Linked DNA regions of Homo sapiens: all the other regions are linked to region 1. The links are chromatin loops, found by intact Hi-C in ENCODE. Cell type or tissue: IMR-90. All regions are shown on one strand. Region 1 has its middle 26 kb from the start of UBAP2. Region 2 overlaps UBAP2 (ubiquitin associated protein 2). Region 3 overlaps UBAP2 (ubiquitin associated protein 2). Region 4 overlaps UBE2R2-AS1 (UBE2R2 antisense RNA 1).

Region 1 (5,000 bases):
TACCTCTAGAATCACCTCCCTACCCTAAAGCCAAAGGAGTCTGAGGCAGAGTCAAGACTCTCAGAAGCAAGTTAAACCAGTTCCTGCAGGCCCTGACATGCCCTGCTGAATAGCCCCTGCAGAAAATTCCTGTCCTCAGCTGTAGCCACAGCTGGCTACTGATGGTAAGAAAGAGACCTGAGGAGGGGAGAGATCTCAAGGAAAACACAAGTCGACACCTTCCTTCAAATACAGATAGAGCCAAACTGGACTTTTAGGAGCTGAGACCGTGCCTGTGGGGCAAAGCTAACACTCAAGTCACCTCTTTCTTGGTCAGCATAGTGGCTACTTCTGCCTGAAAGGACATCTCCAAAGAGCACCAATGCCTGTTTCTTGGGGCCTCCATCCAACTGTGTCAGCTCAGATCCTAGCAGAGCTCCCGGTGTTCTCTGAGAAGCTGCCTCCCAGCAATATCTGAGAGCCCAGGTTTCAGTTTCTTCCTCCAGGTTGCTCAGGTCCCCTGAGTCCCGGGGAAAGGCCACACATGGCTTATTCCTCATGCAGGCAATATGGCTGGGTGTCTTGCCTCACTGTGGTTATATAGGGTAGGCTACAACCAGGGGGAGTACAGAGGTTAATGGTTCAGGATTGGGTAAAGGCCTGGCTGGAGGCTTGAGGGCTTGGAGCTTGGTGTAAAAGTTACCTCCCCCTGTTTCTGGTGCTTCAGAGTCAAAATTATTTGGCCTGACTTTAAGTGAGGGAGTTCTGCCATCTCTCCTGGACTGTAAGAGCTCAGCCGATGACTCAGGGAGCCCTAAGAATGCTTTACAGCTGTGCTCTGTAAACACCGTCACGTTTTATGTTGCAGAAGTTCACAGTCAGCCAAGAGATTTAGTTACCTGCCTGCAGTCAAAAGCTGGTTAATGATTAGAAACAGGATTTAACTGGGAGCTTCAACCTCAGATCCAGTGCTCTTTCTCTAAGCTGCCTCCTACCTAACTCCTCCAATGCTCTATTTATTTATTTCAGATAGGATCTGGCTCTGTCATCCAGGCTGAAGTGCAGTGGTGCAATCATAGCTAACTACAGCCCCAAACTTCTTGTGCTCAAGCGATCCTCCCATCTCAGCCTCCTAAGTAGCTGGGACTACAGGTACGTGCCACTTGTAGTGATTTTTAAATTCTTTTTTTAATAGAGATGAGGTCTTGGTATGTTGACTAGGCTGGTCTTGAGCTCCTGGCCTCAAGCAATCCTCCTACCTCAATCTCCCAAAGCGCTGAGGTTAGGTATGAGCCACCGCACCCCACCTCAATTTATTGAATTTGGTGATCCAGTGATCCAGTGGCAACATTCCATTCCTTCCACAATAAGATCTATTTGGCTTTAAACAAAACACACACACTTCTGAGAAGCTGTATGCTCACATCTTTGTAAATCAAATCTGCAGATAAATGCAGAGGGAAGCTTGATTCAAGGATTGCTACTCTGAAAACCTCAATAAAGTGAAATAAAACCCCAAAAACTCCTTCGAGTTTGAGACCAGCCTGAGCAATAAAGAAAATCCTGTCTCTAAAAAAAAAAAAAAAAAAATTAGCCATGCAGGGTAGTGCATGCCTGTAGTCCCAGCTACTCAGGAGGCTGAGGTGGGAGGATTGCTTGAGTGACCAGGAGGTTGAGGCTGCAGTGAGCCAAGATGGGGCCACTCCACTCCAGCCTGGGCAACACAGCAAGACCCTGTCTCAAAACAAAAACAAAAAACTCTTTCACACTACAGCTACCTTCCTCTCTCCGCAGTCCCTTTAAAAGACATTTTTGTGCATATCTTTGTTTTCTCCACACTCCATGTGGAATTTATGCAGGAGAGGGATCTCCAGAAGCGAGGAGCTAAGCTCTGGCTCCCCCTACTGGGTATATGATGGATTCATTGGCCCCAAATCTCCCATAAGACTCTGGGGCTCTCCAATCTTGTACCTGCCTGTGCTTGGAAAGCCTTTAGAAGGCAGGGCTCCCTAAGGAGAGATGTGACCGTGGAAGGCTTTCTAGAAGAGTTGGAACCTGAACTACATCTTGAAAGATTTTGACATGGGAAGTTGGTAAGCTGGTTTGTAATTATTTCGTCATTTAACAATATATCTTAACAATCATTGTATGTCAGTACCTATAGCTTTACCTCTTTTTTTTTTTTTTTTTTTTTTTTTTTTTTTTTTTGAGACGGAGTCTCGCTCTGTCGCCCAGGCTGGAGTGCAGTGGCGTGATCTCGGCTCACTGCAAGCTCCGCCTCCCGGGTTCACGCCATTCTCCTGCCTCAGCCTCCCGAGTAGCTGGGACTACAGGCGCCCGCCACCACGCCCGGCTAAATTTTTGTATTTTTTAGTAGAGACGGGGTTACACTGTGTTAGCCAGGATGGTCTCGATCTCCTGACCTCGTGATCTGCCCGCCTCAGCCTCCCAAAGTGCTGGGATTACAGGCGTGAGCCACCGCGCCCAGCCTCATTCTTTTTTTTTTATTATTATTTTTATTTTTATTTTTTTGAGACGGAGTCTTGCTCTGTTACCCAGGCTGGAGTGCAGTGGCGCGATCTCGGCTCACTGCAAGCTCTGCCTCCCGGGTTCATGCCATTCTCCTGCCTCAGCCTCCCGAGCAGCTGGGACTACAGGCGCCCACCACCACGCCTGGCTAATTTTTTGTACTTTTAGTAGAGACAGGGTTTCACTGTGTTAGCCAGGATGGTCTCGATCTCCTGACCTCGTGATCGGCCCGCCTTGGCCTCCCAAAGTGCTGGGATTACAGGCGTGAGCCACCGTGCCCAGCCTCATTCTTTCTTTTTTTAATTATTTTTATTTTTATTTTTTTTGAGACGGAGTCTTGCTCTGTTACCCAGGCTGGAGTGCAGTGGCGCGATCTCGGCTCACTGCAAGCTCCGCCTCCCGGGTTCATGCCATTCTCCTGCCTCAGCCTCCCGAGTAGTTGGGACTACAGGCGCCCACCACCACGCCTGGCTAATTTTTTGTACTTTTAGTAGAGACAGGGTTTCACTGTGTTAGCTAGGATGGTCTCAATTTCCTGACCTCGTGATCCACCCGCCTCGGCCTCCCAAAGTGCTGGGATTACAGGCGTGAGCCACTGCGCCCAGCCCTTTTCTTTTTTTTAAATCATCCAGCCCAAAATGTCAAAAGGACAAGCTTATGCTTTTATTTATTTTTATTTTTTGAGACAGATTCTTGCTCTGTCACCCAGGCTGGAGTGCAATGGTGCAATCTTGGCTCACTTGCACCCTTGACCTCACAGGCTCAAGTGATCCTCCCATCTCAGCCTCCCAAATAGCTGGGCCCACAGGTGTGCACCACCATGCCTGGCTAATCTTTTTTTTATTGTTTTTTTATTTTTTTTTAGACAGTCTCACTCTGTCGCCCAGGCTGGAATGCAGTAGTGCGATCTCAGCTCACTGCAACCTCCGCCTCCTGGGTTCAAGCGATTCTCCTGCCTCAGCCTCCTAAGTAGCTGGGACTACAGGTGTACACCACCACACTCGGCTAATTTTTGTATTTTTAGTAGAAACGGGGTTTCGTTATGTTGGCCAGGTTGGTCTAGTACTCCTGACCTTAGGTGATCTGCCCACCTTGGCCTCCCAAAGTGCTGGGATTATAGGCGTGAGCCACTGCACCTGGCCATGCCTGGCTAATTTTTTAAATTTTAGAAATGGGATCTCCCTGTGTTGCCCAGGCTGGTCTTGAACTCCTGAGCTCAAGTGATCCTGGCACCTTGGCCTTCCAAAGTGTTGGGATTACAGGGATGAGCCACCATGCCCAGCTACTTCATTCTTTCAAAAGTGGGCTATATATGTACATTTAAAAAACTTTTTATGGCTAGGCTCAGTGCCTCACGCCTGTAATCCCAGCACTCTGGGAGGCCAAGGCAGGTGGATCACCTGAGGTCAGGAGTTCAAGACCAGCGTGACCAACATGGTTAAACCTGATCTCTAATAAAAATACAAAATTAGCCGGGCGTGGTGGCGGGTGCCTATAATCCCAGCTATTCGGGAGGCTGAGGCAGGAGAATTGCTTGAACCCGGGAGGTGGAGGTTGCAGTGAGCTGAGATCGAATCCATTGTACTCCAGCCTGGGCAACAAGAGCAAAACTCCATCTCAACAACAACAACATTTTATTATTAAAAAAACTCCAACATTTAAAAATTAGGCTGGGCACAGGTGCTCATGCCTGTAATCCCAGCACTTTGGGAGGCTGAGACAAGAGGATTGTTTGAATATAGGAGTTCCACACCAGCTGGGAAACATGGTGAAACGTTCTTTTTTTTTTTTCTTTTTTGAGATGGAGTCTTTCTGTGTTGCCCAGGCTGCAGTGCAGTGGTGCAATCTCGGCTCACTGCAACCTCTGCCTCCTGGGTTCCAGCGATTCTCCTGACTCAGCCTCCTGAGTAGCTGGATTACAGGTGTGCTCCACCACAACGCCCAGCTAATATTTGTATTTTTAGTAGAGATGGGGTTTCAACATGTTGGCCAGGCCGGTTCCAAACTCCTGACCTCAAGTGATCTACCCGCCTTGGCCTCCCAAAGTGCTGGGATTATAGGCGTGAGCCACCGCGCCTGGCCAATATTATTTCTACTAAAAATTGTTTAAAAAATTAGCCAGGGGTTGGCTGGGCACGGTGGCTCACACCTGTAATCCCGGCACTTTGGGAGGCCAAGGTGGGCGGATCACGAGTTCAGGAGATCGAGACCATCCTGGCTAACACGGTGAAACCCCCATATCTACTAAAAAATACAAAAAATTAGCCAGGCGTGGTGGCGGGCACCTGTAGTCCCAGCTACTCGGGAGGCTGAGGCAGGAGAATGGCGTGAACCCAGGAGGCGGAGCTTGCAGTGAACTGAGATCGCGCCACAGCACTCCAGCCTGGGCGACAGAGAGAGACTCTGTCTCAAAAAAAAAAAAAAAAATTAGCCAGGGAAGGTGGTGTGCGCCTGTGGCAGGAGGCTGGGGCAGGAGGATGGCTTGGGCCCAG
Region 2 (5,000 bases), 51 kb before region 1:
TCTGTGTTAGCTGCACTAATATTAACTTATTTTTTCAACAGCTTCATTAACTGGCTTGCTAAAGGCCACAGACATATTATTGTACTGCCTTTTACATTATAGTAACAACCAATTATCTAGAATTTCTCACAGCCTCAATACACTGGTTTAAAACTTTTTACTGCATTTGAATCTGCCTCTCCAGTCAGTATGAATACACATTTTGCATCCTTTTTCAGTTTAACAACTTTATAATTTTGTTGGTTTGGGTTTATCATTTTGGTTGTATTATAGAGAACAAGGTTAATTGTTTTGCCATGATTCCATTTATTTTTAAAGCATTCTCTCAGATATGAATAAATGCATACGAACACACTGTTTTAAAACTGTGATGCATTTAAACAAATGTAAGGCATATCTGTATTTGAGAAAGAATCCATTTGATTTTTTTTTTTTTTTTTTTGAGACGGAGGCTCGCTCCATCACCCAGGCTGGAGTGCAGTGATGTGATCTCAGCTCACTGCAACCTCCGTCTCCCGGGTTCAGGCGATTCTCCTGTCTCAGCCTCCCAAGCAGCTGGGACTACAGACGCCTGCCACCACGCCCGACTAATTTTTGTATTTTTAGTAGAGATGGGGTCTCAACTTGTTGGTCAGGCTGGTTTCGAACTCCAGACCTCGGGTGATCCAACCGCCTCAACCTCCCAAAGTGCTGCAATTACAGACATGAGCCACTGTGCCCGGCCCCATTGGATTATTTTTAAAATCACCTTCAGGCCAGGCACCGTGGCTCACACCTGTAATCCCAACACTTTGGGAAGCCAAGGCAGACAGATCACCTGATGACAGGAGTTCAAGACCAGCCTGGCCAACGTGGTGAAACCCTACCTGTATTAAAAATTCAAAAATTAGCCGGGCATGGTGGCGCACCTCTGTAATCCCAACTACTTAGGAGGCTGAGGCAGGAGAATCGCTTGAAGCCAGGAGGAGGAGGTTGCAGTGAGCTGAGATTGCACCACTGCACTCCAACCTGGGCAACAAGAGCGAGACACCATCTAAAAAAATAAAAATAAAAAAATCACCTTCAGCACTAATACTCTGCAATTCCATCTTAAGTATCTAAAGTGAAGCATCCAAGCTGGGCAAGGTGGCATGCACCTGTAAGTCCCAGCTATTCAGGAGGCTGAGGCAGGAAGATCACTTAACCCACAGTTCAAATCCAGGCTAGGCAACACAGCAAGACCCCTTTTTTTTTTTTTTTTTTTTTTAAGACACAGTCTGGCTTTGTTGCCCAGGCTGGAGTGCAGTGGCACGATCTCGGCCCAGCAACTTCTGCCTTCCAGGTTCAAGTGATTCTCCCACCTCAGCCTCCCAAGTAGCTGGGACTATAGGTATGTGCCACCGTGCCCAGCCGATTTTTTTTGTATTTTTAGTAGAGATGGGGTTTCACCATGTTGGCCAGGCTGGTCTTGAACTCCTGACCTCAAGTGATCCACCAGCCTCAGCCTCCAAAGTGCTGGGATTACAGGTGTGAGCCATCATGCCCAGCCACCTATCTCCTTAAATAAATACATTTTAAGAAAAGAATAAAACAGAATTAAGCATCTAATCAAAAGCTAACTTGTTGAGTAGTATTCCTACCACAAAACCTTTTTAAGAAGTGAGTAGTTTACTCATAGATTTCCAGTTCTGTTGATTGGATTATCTGATCTTTTTCTCACTGTTTATTCTCAGTGACCCCATTTATGAAAATAATCGGCTGGGTGCAGTGGCTCACGCCTGTAATCCCAGCACTTTGGGAGGCCGAGGCAGGCGGATCACGAGGTCAGGAGATGGTGACCATCCTGGCTAATACAGTGAAACCCTGTCTCTACCAAAAATACAAAAAATTAGCCAGGCATGGTGGCACGCGCCTGTAGTCCCAGCTACTCGGGAGGCTGAGGCAGAAGAATCGCTTGAACCCAGGAGGCAGAGGTTGCAGTGAGCTGAGATCGCACCACTCCACTCCAGGGAAACAGAGCAAGACTGTCTCAAAAAAAAAAAAAAAGAAAGAAAATAATCTAGGTGAAATAACAAAATGAGACTTTCTCCATACAGGAGTGCCATCTGGTGATAAAAATCTGCATGTACAGAAGAAATATACTTAACCCATATTCAATGTACATTAATTTTTTGATTTACAGAAAAATGACTTAATCTTTATAGCCTCACTACTATAACCAAACATTTTGATATAATGTACATGAATCCTCACTTGTCAAGGAAGAAAACCATAACTCTTTGTTATAACGCAAACTATTAAAATTTTACTGGTCCATGTTCACAGTATCAACATTAAGACTATATCTCCTTCCAATCATCAATTCTTAATATTCCACAATGAATACGTAATTAGCCTATAAATAATGACCCGGTTGCATGGCTAAACCAGAATAGTTGCTTTGTGAAACATAAAAACTACATGGCTTACTTTATTGTTTGGAAAAAGTTTTTCTCTTAATTAAGGTTTACTGCTCTGGGTTATATATTCATAAATTGTTACTACAAAGACTTCTAGCTTAAAAATAGCAAATACAGGCCGGGTGCAGTAGCTCACGCCTGTAATCCCAGCACTTTGGAGGCCAAGGCAGGCGGATCACGAGGTCAGGAGATCGAGGCCATCCTGGCTAATAAGGTGAAACCCCATCTCTACTAAAAATACAAAAAATTAGCCGGGCATGGTGGCACGCACCTGTAGTCCCAGCTACCCAGGAGGCTGACGCAGGAGAATCGCTTGAACCTGGGAGGCGGAGTCTGCAGGGAGCCGAGATGGCGCCATTGCACTCCAGTCCGGGTGACAGAGCAAGACTCTGTCTCAAAAAAAAATAAAAATAAAAATAGCAAATACAAGGATGGGCGCGGTGGCACACGCCTGTAATCCCAGCATTTTGGGAGGCCGAGCCGGCTGGATCACCTGAGGTCGGGAGTTCAAGACCAGCCCGACCATCTCTACTAAAAATACAAAATTAGCCGGGCGTGGGGGCACATGCCCATAATCCCAGCTACTCAGGAGGCTGAGGCAGGAGAATCGCTTGAACCCGGGAGGAAGAGGTTGCGGTGAGCCAAAATTGCGCCATTGCACTCCAGCCTGGGAAACAACAGCAAAACTCTGTCTCAAAAAAAAAAAAAATAGCAAATACATTCTTTGAAAAATAAAAATAATTGTAAGGGCCTCAGGACATCCAAGAATGCATGCTTAAATAAATTCAGATTAACTTGTCTTCTGTCAGTTGTGCCTCTCCACACTATCACTGAAATGTTATAATACCTAATTCCCTATTCATAAAAAGTCTTAATATTAAAGATGTCCAGCAAAAAAATTTCCAGAGATGAAACAGGTTTCGCACAACAATCACAGGGGATGGGGGATGTGACTGAAATCTTCTGGAAAAACGGGTCAGAAAATAACTTTAACAGGATGCATGATTCAACAGACAAATTTTCCCGTATTAATTTTACATAAAACTTCTGATAAAGCCAGGCGCGGTGGCTAATGCCTGTCATCTCAGCACTTTGGGAGGCTGAGGCGGGTGGATCACTTGCGGTCAGGAGTTCCAGACCAGCCTGGCAAACATGGCGAAACCCTGTCTCTACTAAAACTACAAAAATTAGCTGGGTGTGGTGGCGTGAGCCTGTAATCCCAGCTATTTGGGAGGCTAAGGCAGGAGAATCACTTGAACCCGAGAGGCGGAGGTTGCAGTGAACCGAGATCATGCCACTACACTCCAATCGGGGCGACAGAACAAGACTCTGTCTCCCCAAAAAAAAAAAACTTCTGATAATTGTGAATCCATTAAATCAAGGTAAAAGCGTAAGTTACCAAAATATTCTTCAAGACCCTTAAAAATTGTTACCACCACTGAACTGTAAAAATGACTGAGACATGGAAACTAGACCGTAAAAATCAACACCTTCAACTAACATACTGTTAGGAGGAACTTCTATGTCCTCCTTTTCTGGGAAATGGAGCTGTGTGTAGTAAATAGGAATGCTTCTACAACAAGTACCCAGTTGCCAGACCATAGGAATTCAGTGTACACTTGTGTTCCATCATCTATCACTTTCCACTCCCAAGAGTTCTACTACACTGGAACAGGTTCCAAGAGAATTCTCAGAATAGAAACAGACAAGAGCAAAAGATTCTAAAAATAATCCAGTAGAAACTCAAACATACCTATCTCAAGTTCTTGAGGGGCAGGAAGCACCAGGCTTACTTCAATCTATCCAACCAAATTTTGAAACCCGTATTTATCTCACCTCAAAGTGAATTAAAGATGTGATAGATTTTAACACAGGTAAAGAACTGCTGCTACATTTTTAACTTCTTTAGAAACAAAATCAGCAAAATATAATATAAAGCTTCCTATTAACGATTAAAGTGAAAAAATTGTCTAAATGTAATGAGGAAAGAAAGTCTCCGGCCGAATAAACCAACCTGATAAAACTACAAAGATATTCTCTATGAAAGGAATAGTTTTGGAAAAAAGTTTTAACTGCCTAAAAAGTTTTGTTTCCGTTTTTGTTTTCTTTTTCATAGACATACGATCTTCCCATATTTGCCTAGGCTGGTCTCAAACTCCTGGGCTCAGGTGATCCTCCCACCTTGGCCTCCCAAAGAACTAGGATTACAGGCCTGAGCTACCATGCCCGGTTTAACTGCTGTTTTTTTCAAGGACCTTTCTGAAGATAAGATACCTCAGTGAAACAGCCGCATTTTCAAGTGATCTCAGTTTAGACTTAACTGAAAATGGTTGACTTAACAACCACCAACATTTCTGTTAAAGCTTACATAAGCACAAATTCATCTAACTTTAAGGCATACAAAAAACACGGTCGGGTAAAAACTTTTCTAAAAACCATGTATATACCCTAAACGAAAAGCAAGGACACATTTTATCATTCTGAAAAGTTACAGAACACTTGCTGACAACATACTGAGAAGAGGGAAGATTTCAACAGACATTTAATAAAAGTTTGAACAGT
Region 3 (5,000 bases), 130 kb before region 1:
AATGTGTGTGTGAGGGTGTATACACCCTAGGAGGGGTTCTTGTGGGGCAAGGGCTTGGATTTACTCATAGGATTATCAAGTTCCAGCACTGTTAATAAAAATTGTTGGCTTAAAAATTTACTCAGAAACCTTGGACATACAGAGTTGTTGAGCTGAAATCCTAAGCTATCATGTCATATTTACAAAATAATGTCAAGTGATAAAAGGAACAAAGAGCCCAGTGTAGTGGCTCACCCTATAATCCCAGCACTTTGGAAGAAGGCCAAGATAGGTGGATTGCGTGAACCCAGCAGTTCAAGATCAGACTGGGCAACATGGTGATACCCCGTCTCTAAACAAAATACAAAAGTCAGCCAGACATGGCAATGCATGTCTGTAGTCCCAGCTCTTTGGGAGGCTAGGGTGGGAGGACTCACTGAGCCCGGGAGGTCAAGGCTGCAGTGTGCTGTGATCGCGCCACTGGACTCTAACCTGGGTGACAAAGCAAGAACCTGTACTCCCCCAAAAAACAAACAATCCACAGAATTGCTCACACTGAATGCTCACATATTAATTTTTAGCATTTCTTATCAATAAAGTATCTTTAATTAAGATATCCACATTGTAACTTTTATATGCACTAGGAAACCAAAAAATTAGCGCAACTTTCTTTATTGCAGTGGTATAAAACAACCTGCAGTATCTCCAAGGTATGCCTGTAGTGTCATCCATATTATTTTAATTTCCTGGGACAGAATGATGTTCAAGTATTACTAGTGTGACATGAAATGTGTATACTTGTTCTTTTTTAAGTTTCTTTCTAAGATTCTCAGGAGATATTGGTACATCTCAACTTAACAGAAAGCAATACAACTGGCAATGACCATCAGATATGCAGTTAGCAAGAATCTAGAAGGGTAAAACTTTAAAACTATATCAAAAATAGATCTGGTTCCTTTATCTATAGTCCAGTATTATTAACAAAAACTAGGTAGAAAATACATAATTTTAACACAAAAATACCTAACAGTGATGAAGAAGCAAATACATTCAAAGCAAATGGGGCAATCAGAGAGAAAGCAGTACATGAAATATTCAGAGATATTTCAGACAATGTAGAAGTACCCAGTACTACAGCCAAAGTGCTCATACTACACGCATGCTTGGTTTTCTCCACAAAGTGTATGAACCTGCAGATCTATCCACACACTCAAGAGCATGGGTGCTAGAGATGCCCACTATAAACAAACTCAATGAACTATAAGGATTCTACTCAAAAGGTTAGTCAATTTGTAAAATAAAATCATATCCAAGAAGCATAATTTAACCAAACATTAATTTCCAAATAAGACGGACATCTTCTGAGAAAAAAACTAAAATACCACTTACCATGATGGTTCCTGGAGCTGACTCTGATGAACTCACAGGGCTTTGGTATGGGATCCTGTTATGCACAGAACTCTGGTCATAAGAGGAAGACATTGCTACTGGACTAGCAGAATTCAGTGATGAGCTTGTCAGACTGCAGGAGGTAATGACGGAAGTTGTATATGTGGAGTTCTGTACTGCACTGGTCATTGATAAAGATGTATTCAAAGGCTCACTGAAAAGAGTCAAAAATATTCAACATAATTTTGTTACTTTAAATAGCTTCATAAAAAAAAAAAAACATAAACAGCTTCACGAGATGCAACTACTGCATCAATTTATTATCCCAAATGAGACCCACCTAATTTAACTGAGAGATAGGGGGACATCTTTAAGAATACTTAGGCTGCGTGCGGTGGCTCACGCCTGTAATCCCAGCACTTTGAGAGGCAGAGGTGGGCGGATCCGGAGGTCAGGAGATCGAGACCATCCTTGCCAACATGGTGAAACCCCGTCTCTACTAAAAATACAAAAATTAGCAGGGCGTGGCAGTGGGCACCTGTAATCCCAGCCACTCTGGAGGCTGAGAAAGGAGAATCACTTGAACTCGGGAGGCAGAGGTTGCAGTGAACCAAGATCGCGCCACTGCACTCCAGCCTGGCGACAGAGCAAGACTCTGTCTAGAAAAAAAGAAAAAAAATAAGAAGATTCTTTAAGGAATCCAGGTGTTTGAGACCATCTTTAAAAAGGAAACTTAAACAAATATCAGGTTTTGCCTCTGGAATGTGAAAAAACTAAAACAACAACAACAACAAAGTCAGCCAGGCCGGTGGCTCATGCCTGTAATCCCAGCACTTTGGGAGGCTGATGCAGGCAGATTCATTGAGCTCCAGAGTTTGAGGCCAGTCTGGGCAACATGACGAAACCCTGTCTCTACAAAACATATTTAAAAATTAGCTGGGCATGGTGGTGCACGCCTGTAATCCCAGATACTCAGGAGTCTGAGGCAGGAGGATCATTTGAGCCTGGGAGGCAGAGGTTGCAGCGAGCCAAGCATGCTGCTGCACTCCAGCCTGGACAACAGAGCAAGACCCTATCTCAAAAAAAAAAAAAAGAAAAGAAAAGAAAACTAAAATCTGAGATTTTGTATTTATAAAATATTCCACTGAAGGAAAATGACTGCTGCAAACATGTGGAGAAATTAGATCCCTCATAGACTACTGGTAGGAATGTCAAATGCTACAGCCACAGTGGAAACAGTATGGGAGTTTCCTGAATGGTTAAGTTACCATATGACTCAGCAACTCTACTCCTGGGATATACATCCCAAAGAACTGAAAGCATGCAAAACTTGAAACCAAATGTCCATAGCAGCATCATTCACTATAGTCAAAAAGAGCAAACAACCCAAATGTCCACCAACTAATGAATGAATAAAATGTGGTATTATCAACACAATGAAATATTTGGCAATAAAAATGATACATTAAACATGGGTGTACCTCGAAAACTTACACTAAGTGAAAGATCAGACATAAAAGGCCACATATTCCAAGATTCCAGTTATATGAAATGTCCAGGTAGGCAAATCCAGAGACAGATTATTGGTTGCTAAGGGGCAGGGCAATGAAGAAACTGAGACTGTCTGCTACAGGTATGGGGTTTCTTATGGAGATGATGGAAGGTCTGGATAAACACTGAGGATAGCTATTACCACAGGATGTATTCTTTTCCACCAGTTGATCTCTCTTAGGGTCTATTTTGCTTCATAACAAAGGACTAAATTCAGTACCTTAAAGACTTCGAATACAAGCTGATGGGAATCTGATTACTATTTTCACTGCTTGGAGCTGATCCAAATTCAGAGAGAGAAGGTTCTGACCCAAATTCCAGAGCCCCAAACTGCACATTTAATCCTGTGACATCTGCTGAACCAGGCATTTCCACTGCAGAAGCTGGGATCTGAAAAAGCAAAGCTGTCGTGTCAGGAACAGAGGTCACAGATTCCAGGTCACAAAGGCCTATAACAGAGCCAAACAAGCATTTAGGTTCCCAGGCAATACTGGCAAGAAGAAGGAGTGAGAAACAAGGAGAAAATAGGCTAAGACTTTTCTAAAAAGAGAAAGAAAAAAAACAAGCTAAGAAAAATTAAAAGTTGGCTGGGCATGGTGGCTCATGCCTGTAATCCCAGGACTTTGGGAGGCCAAGACAGGAGGATCATTTGCACCCAGGAGTTCAAGACCAGCCTGGACAACACGGCGAGACCCTGTCTCATTTAAAAAAAAAAAGGAGAAATTAAAAGTTAAACAGGAATGGTTGGCATTAATATCACCACCTGCATCTAAGAGCAATGCGGGGGAGTTGTGATGGTGGGTGGGAAGTGAACACTGAGCTGACTACTCTATTTTTGGGGACTCACCAATGATGAAAGTATCACCTGGTCAAGGAACCATGCATCCTCCAACTATGGGATACAGCAAAACCCTCAAGAACAACAGTTCTCTGAGCCAGATCTTCAAATCTGTACTTGAAATAAGGATCTGTGGCTCTCAGCACAAACCCATTCCCTCTAATACTAGTCTGGTCACTCAGAAATGGCCATATCCTTATTATGCAATCAATAAGCTATGTGCTTGAAAAACACTGTACCCCAGTTTCCAAAACTTAGTATCCCACTAGAGCTGAATGTAAAAATAATTCCAGCTTTAGGACGGTGACTTCATGATGAAATGCCCACCTTAGAAGCTGGGGGTATCCGCCGCTTAGCAAGTTTGATGTGTTTGGGCTGTGGCTGGTGGACAGACACAGAGATATTTTCAATGGTCGTGCTGGGAAGCTGCAAAAGCTTGTTCACAGTGGAGGGACTGTCTCCAGGTGTTGATTCTCGAAGTTTTGCCTGGGAAGGAAAGGACTCCAAACCAGGAGGAGGAACAGTGACTGCCTGGCTCTGGTGCTGTTGTCGCTGGCTCAACTGGCTAAGAACTGGGGATGGCTCAGGTTGAGATTTGAAGTCTAAAAAAAGTAAGCAGCAATTAATGAGGCATAATGGCTTCACAATGTTCTTCAATAGAACATGAAGTGTTCTATTACCACCAATTTCTCCAAATCATTTCCAGTTGAATTTCTTAGGTTTTACACACACTATGTGTAACACTTCATTTATGATAAACGGGAAAAGTTCCTAAATGGGTACACACCTTGTTTCCTATCCAGAGAGATTTGGTTTATGTTTAAGCATAGGGAGTGATGAACTCGTGAGAACAATATTATGGTGCTATACACACCTGACCATTAGCTAACAGAGAATCATACTTTTATTATTTTATGGATTTTCTACATAACTGTTAAAAATTTGAGCCAGGCACAGTCACTCATGCCTATAATGCCAGCACTTTGGGAGGCTGAGGTGGGAGGATTGCTTTAGCCCAGGAGTACAAGGCTGCAGTGAGCTATGATTGCACCACTGCATTCCAGCCTGGATGACAAAACAAGACCATGTCTTCATCCAAAAATTAAAAAAAAAAAAACTTATTAAGTTTTTGGACTAATTGATATATATATATATATGATGTTACAAAATCCAAAAGATGGCTGGGCGCAGTGGCTCACGCCTGTAATCCCAACACTTTGGGAGGCCGAGGCAGGCAGATCAC
Region 4 (5,000 bases), 340 kb before region 1:
CACCTCCATCTCCCACAGCAGCCACAGCCACACCTCCATCTCCCACAGCAGCCACAGCAAGACCCACTCAAGGAGAGTCTGAACTCAGACATGCCTAGCGCTGCCCCCACTTAATGGTCCTTCCCTACCCACCCTGCTAGCTGAAGACAAACAGCGTATACTCTTGGGAGTTCTAGGGCCCCACCCACCACCTGATCCCTCCCATACTACCATAGCTGATGCTCTCTGGAAAGTGCCACCTCCCAGCAGGAAGCCAGCCAACTCAAAAACAGTGCATTAAACCACCAAGACTAAGGACCCTCACAGAGTCCATTTCACCCCCCTGCCACCTCCACCAGAGCAGGCATTGGTATCCACAGCTGAGAGACCCACAGATGGTTCATATCACAAGACTCTGTACAGACAACTCCCAGTGCCAGCCCAGAGCCTGGTAGACCTGTTGGGTGACTAAATTCAGAAGAGAGATAATACTCACGACAGCTCAGATCTCAGGAAGCCACATCCCTAGGAAAAGGGGGAGAGTACTACATCAAGGGAACACCCTGTGGGACAAAAGAATCTGAACAACAGCCTTGAGCCCTAGACCTTCCCTCCGACAGAGCCTACCCAAATGAGAAGGAACTAGGAAACCAACTCCGGTAATATGACAAAACAAGGCTCTTTAATACCCTCCAAAAAATCACACTAGCTCACCAGCAATGAATCCAACCAAAAAAAAATCCCTGATTTACCTGAAAAAAAATTCTTAAGGTCAGTTATTAAGCTAATCAAAGAGGTGCCAGAAAAAGGAAAAGCCCAATTTAAGGAAATAAAAAAAAAATACAGAAAGTAAGGGGAGAAATTTTCAATGAAATAGGTAGCATATAGTAAAAAGTAATCAAAACTTCAGGAACCAACGGATGTAGTTATAGAAATTCAAAATGCTCTGGGAAGTCTCAGCAATAGAAGCGAATGAGCAGGAGAAAGAACCTCAGAGTTCAAACACAAGGTTTTCAAAATAATCCAACAAAAACAAAGAAAAAAGAATAAGAAAATATGAACAAAGCCTCCAAGAAGTCTGGGATTATGTTAAATGACCAAACCAAAGAATAATCGGCATTCCTAAGAAGAAGAGAAATCTAAAAGTTTGGAAAACATATTAGGGTATCCACTACTGGGTATCTACCCAGAGGAAGTCATTACATGAAAAGGATACTTGCACACATATGTTTATAGCAGCACAATTCTCAGTTGTAAAAATGTGGAACCAACCCATATGCCCATCAATCAATGAGTGGATAAAGAAACTGCAGTATACATATACGATGGAATACTACTCAGCCATAAACAGGAATGAATTAATGGCATTCACAGCAACCTGGATGAGATCGGAGACCATTATTCTAAGTGAAATAACTCAGGAATGGAAAAGCAAACATTGTATGTTCTCAATCATATGTGGGAGCTAAGCTATGAGGATACAGAGACATAAGAATGACACAGTGGACTTTGGGGACTCAGGGAGAAAGGGTGGGAAGGGAGTGATGGATAAAAGACTACAATTTGGGTGCAGTGTATACTGCTCGGGTGATGTGTGCACCAAAATCTCACAAATCACCACTAAAGATCTTACTCATGTGGCTGGGCGCAGTGGCTCATGCCTGTAATCCCAACACTTTGGGAGACCGAGGCAGGTGGATCACGAGGTCAGGAGATCGAGACCATCCTGGCTAACATGATGAAACCCATCTCTACTAGAAATACAAAAAATTAGCTGGGTGTGGTGGTGGGCCCCTGTAGTCCCAGCTACTCAGGAGGCTGAGGCAGGAGAATGGCATGAACCCGGGACGCGGAGCTGGCAGTGAGCCGAGATCGCGCCACTGCACTCCAGCCTGGGCGACAGAGCAAGACTCCGTCTCAAAAAAGAAAAAAAGAAAGATCTTACTCATGTAACAAAACACCACCTGCTCCCCAATAACCTATGGAAATAAAATAATTTTTTTAAAAAAAAGAATCTAGGCTGGGCATGGTGGCTCACGTCTGTAATCCCAGCACTTTGGGAGGCCAAGGCGGGTGGATTACCTGAGGTCAGGAGTTTGAGACCAGCCTGGCCAACATGATGAAACCCTGTCTCTACTAAAAATACAAAAATTAGCCAGGCGTGGTGGCACACACCTGTAGTCCCAGCTACTCAGGAGGCTGAGGCAGGAGAATGGCATGAACCCGGGAGGCAGAAGTTGCAATGAGCCGAGATCGTGCCACTGCACTCCAGCCTGGCCGACAGAGTGAGACTGTGTCAAAAAAAAAAAAAAAAAAAGAAAGAAAGAAAAGAAAAAGAAACTAATAGGGAAAAACAGCTAGTATCACTCTTACATGAGATCTTTAGGCATTATACAGTAAGACTGTCTCAATCTCAGTAAGAACTAAGTAAATAAATAAAATAACAGACTTTTGTGCATCCAAAACTTTCAGGCAAAGATTGTAAGTTCTCTAGCATCATTATATGCCCAGGTTATATTTCTCAAGCCTTACTTGTTCCTTCCACACATTAACATTTCAGAATTATATTTCATTTATAACAGGTATTCTCTAGGCTCACTAACCTGACAGGGTTAATATCAAAAAATAAAAACAAAAATAATGGCATTTAAATAAAAATAGCCTCTGGCTTGAGCCCATCCTAGCAACCACAGTGAAATTCCAGCTTCCCCCAAATCTTCTCAGAGTTCTTGGATGGCCTGAGAATGATCCCCACAGCCTCTAGACGCTACCTGCAATGTTCTTTGCAAGGAGCTCCCCTCTTCCCTTCAATTGGTTCCACCTCTGTCTACAAAGCTGCTTTCCTTTCTCTCTTATGGCTCACTTTACTGATACTGAACTCCTTGCTTCCCAATATTGAGATCTGCTGTGTCCTGGGGCTGGGGCTGTACCTCTCCCGTATCACTCCCCTGCTCTTGTCACCATCAGCGCTTCTGTCCTGAGCTACAAGCCCTCAGCTAAGCCACAGCATGCAAGTGCATGTTTCAGTCTACAGGCAGAGCTGGAGGCCGCTTGCTCCAAAAGAGAACATCCACTTTACTTTCTTACCTTGCTGCATCCACAAGAGGGAGCCTCGTGCCAGCTTCTCCAGCCAGGATGGTAGCCCCCAAGACTCTTCCTCTTCCATCCACCTTTAGGTGCAGCATCCAACAAGGTCAAAATCACAATGTCTTGCATCTAACAAAAAATTACCAGGCATAAAAAAAAAAAAAAAAAAAAAACAGGAAAATATGACCCTTAATATAAAGGAAAAAAACATGAAAAACAACCCAGAAATGACACAGACTATAGAATTAGTGGAAATAGTTATTATAATTGTATCCTATATGATATATAGTGTATATATATATGTAATTGATATATAATTGTATCAAAAATTTAGAAGACTGAACGTGTTGGTAGATCTATAGAAGATGTTTTTTAAATACCCAAATTGAACTTCTGAAATTAAAACTATAATGTCTAACATGAAAACACATTGGATGAGATTAACAGCAGATTAGACACTAAGAAGAAAAGATTTGTGAACTTAAAGACAGCAATAAAAGCCATCCAAATTGAAATACAAAGAGAAAAAAAAAAATGAAAAGAAACGAGAAGAGCATCAGGGCATTGTGGGACAACTTCAATCAGTCTAAAAAATGAAAAGATGCTTCCAAATGTAAAAAAGAATCCTTTAAATTGTCAAAGAGCCCATCAGAATTTTTAACAGCTCTATTAGAAAAAAAATTCATTTTGCTGCTTAAGTTCCAGCAGGCCAATCTTTGTGATGAATCCCTTGGGATGTTGCCAATCCAGACAGGCAGCTCTTAAGGTGACATACCAGTCATCCAGGGACTTACCATCATGTCAGTCATTTTGTTACTGTTTTTAATAATGTAAAATACTTGACCAATGAGGATTCCTTCCAGAAATGCAAAAGTTATCCAACAATAGGAATCCTATCTACACAAATCATTACATTTATAAAGAAGAAAGCCCACATGATTTTATGAATTAATGTATAAAGGTGTTTCTCTAATATTTAACAGCATTCTAATAAAAAGTTTAACTAACATAGGAATAGACAGAAGCTACCTAAACAAGACGAAAACTGTTTACCAAAACAGAATTCTATTTTTAATCATGATGGAATAATAGAGACTAGAAGTACCTTCCCTCCTTGCACAACTAAAAGCTGGACAAAATATATCAAGTGAAAGTTTTCAGACATTGGACAACAGGCAGTGCAAGACTGTGATCCCTGAGAGAAAGACAAGTGAGATGAGCCTGCAAGTACCCCCAGCTCACTGCCTGGAGAATTTCCAGGCTGATCACAGAAAAAAGAAACCAAAACAGGAGTCCAACAGTCTCACTGATTAAGGAGACAAAGTTCAGAGTTCCAGCAGGGCAAAATGAGAAAAATCTGTGAGGCAAAGTATCAGAGAAAAAGTACTGCAGAGAGTGAGGGTTCCAGAGATCTTCAGAGCAGTCCCTCAAGACTTGGGCTGAGTACTGCTATGTGCTTGTGTAAGGAGACTACTGAGGCTGGGGAAAGAACAGCAGAGAAGAGTAGGCAGAACAATTTCAGGAGTTCACACAGGACCAGAAATAGTGTTTTCCCTAGCCGGTTTGGGAAGATCTCCTAATACGGTGGGGCATTGGGTACAGTTCTCAAAAGCAAATTGCCTCAGTGGGGCCAAATTAGCCCTCAGTGTAAAAGTAAAGTACCTAAAGGGATGTTTAGAAATCCAGCACCCAATAACATAATGTGTACAATGTCTGGCATTCAATAAAATATTACCTAGTATGCAAATAAGCAGGAACATAAGACCCAGTACCAGAAAAAAAAAAATCATTCTATAAACATAGACCTATATATGACTCAGATGTTAGAATTTGTAGGCAAGGACATCAAAACAAGAATTATAAATTCACTCCATATGTTCAAGAAGTACAAGAAAGCATGAGTATAGTCGGGAGAAAAATGAAATGCCTAACTA

Evidence for each region. Hi-C counts contacts between places; a loop is a spot of excess contacts. Peaks named below come from ENCODE experiments on the same cell type or tissue, not always from the same donor. Only the 100,000 strongest peaks of a DNase experiment are listed, where the experiment ranks them.
Region 2: a loop joins it to region 1, with 6 times the contacts of the local background. A loop is called at or near these places in 36 of 110 quality-filtered maps.
Region 3: a loop joins it to region 1, with 3 times the contacts of the local background. A loop is called at or near these places in 4 of 110 quality-filtered maps.
Region 4: it touches region 1 in a loop (15-fold over the local background); 5 of 110 quality-filtered maps call a loop at or near these places.

What each region holds. Positions count from the first base shown.
Region 1 is chr9:34,072,507-34,077,506 of GRCh38, forward strand. No RefSeq gene overlaps it. Among named protein-coding and RNA genes, the nearest start is that of UBAP2, 26 kb to the left of the region's middle. In IMR-90, a CTCF peak has its summit at 1,881 (motif pointing left); DNase peaks (open chromatin) are centred at 805 and 1,895; H3K27ac peaks cover 1,177 bases.
Region 2 is chr9:34,021,210-34,026,209 of GRCh38, forward strand. All of the region lies in intron 1 of UBAP2 (ubiquitin associated protein 2), which reads right to left. Among named protein-coding and RNA genes, the nearest start is that of UBAP2, 25 kb to the right of the region's middle. In IMR-90, a CTCF peak has its summit at 2,087 (motif pointing left); no DNase peak of the experiment used is centred here.
Region 3 is chr9:33,940,281-33,945,280 of GRCh38, forward strand. It overlaps UBAP2 (ubiquitin associated protein 2), which reads right to left. Exons shown (of 29, transcript NM_001370062.2): 14 at 4,085-4,359; 15 at 3,140-3,309; 16 at 1,369-1,582. Among named protein-coding and RNA genes, the nearest start is that of SNORD121B, 8.4 kb to the left of the region's middle. In IMR-90, a CTCF peak has its summit at 2,574; a DNase peak (open chromatin) is centred at 2,611; H3K27ac peaks cover 1,943 bases.
Region 4 is chr9:33,735,222-33,740,221 of GRCh38, forward strand. It overlaps UBE2R2-AS1 (UBE2R2 antisense RNA 1), which reads right to left. Exons shown (of 5, transcript NR_170204.1): 4 at 3,067-3,195. Among named protein-coding and RNA genes, the nearest start is that of PRSS3, 58 kb to the right of the region's middle. In IMR-90, a CTCF peak has its summit at 3,072 (motif pointing right); a DNase peak (open chromatin) is centred at 3,050; H3K27me3 peaks cover 143 bases.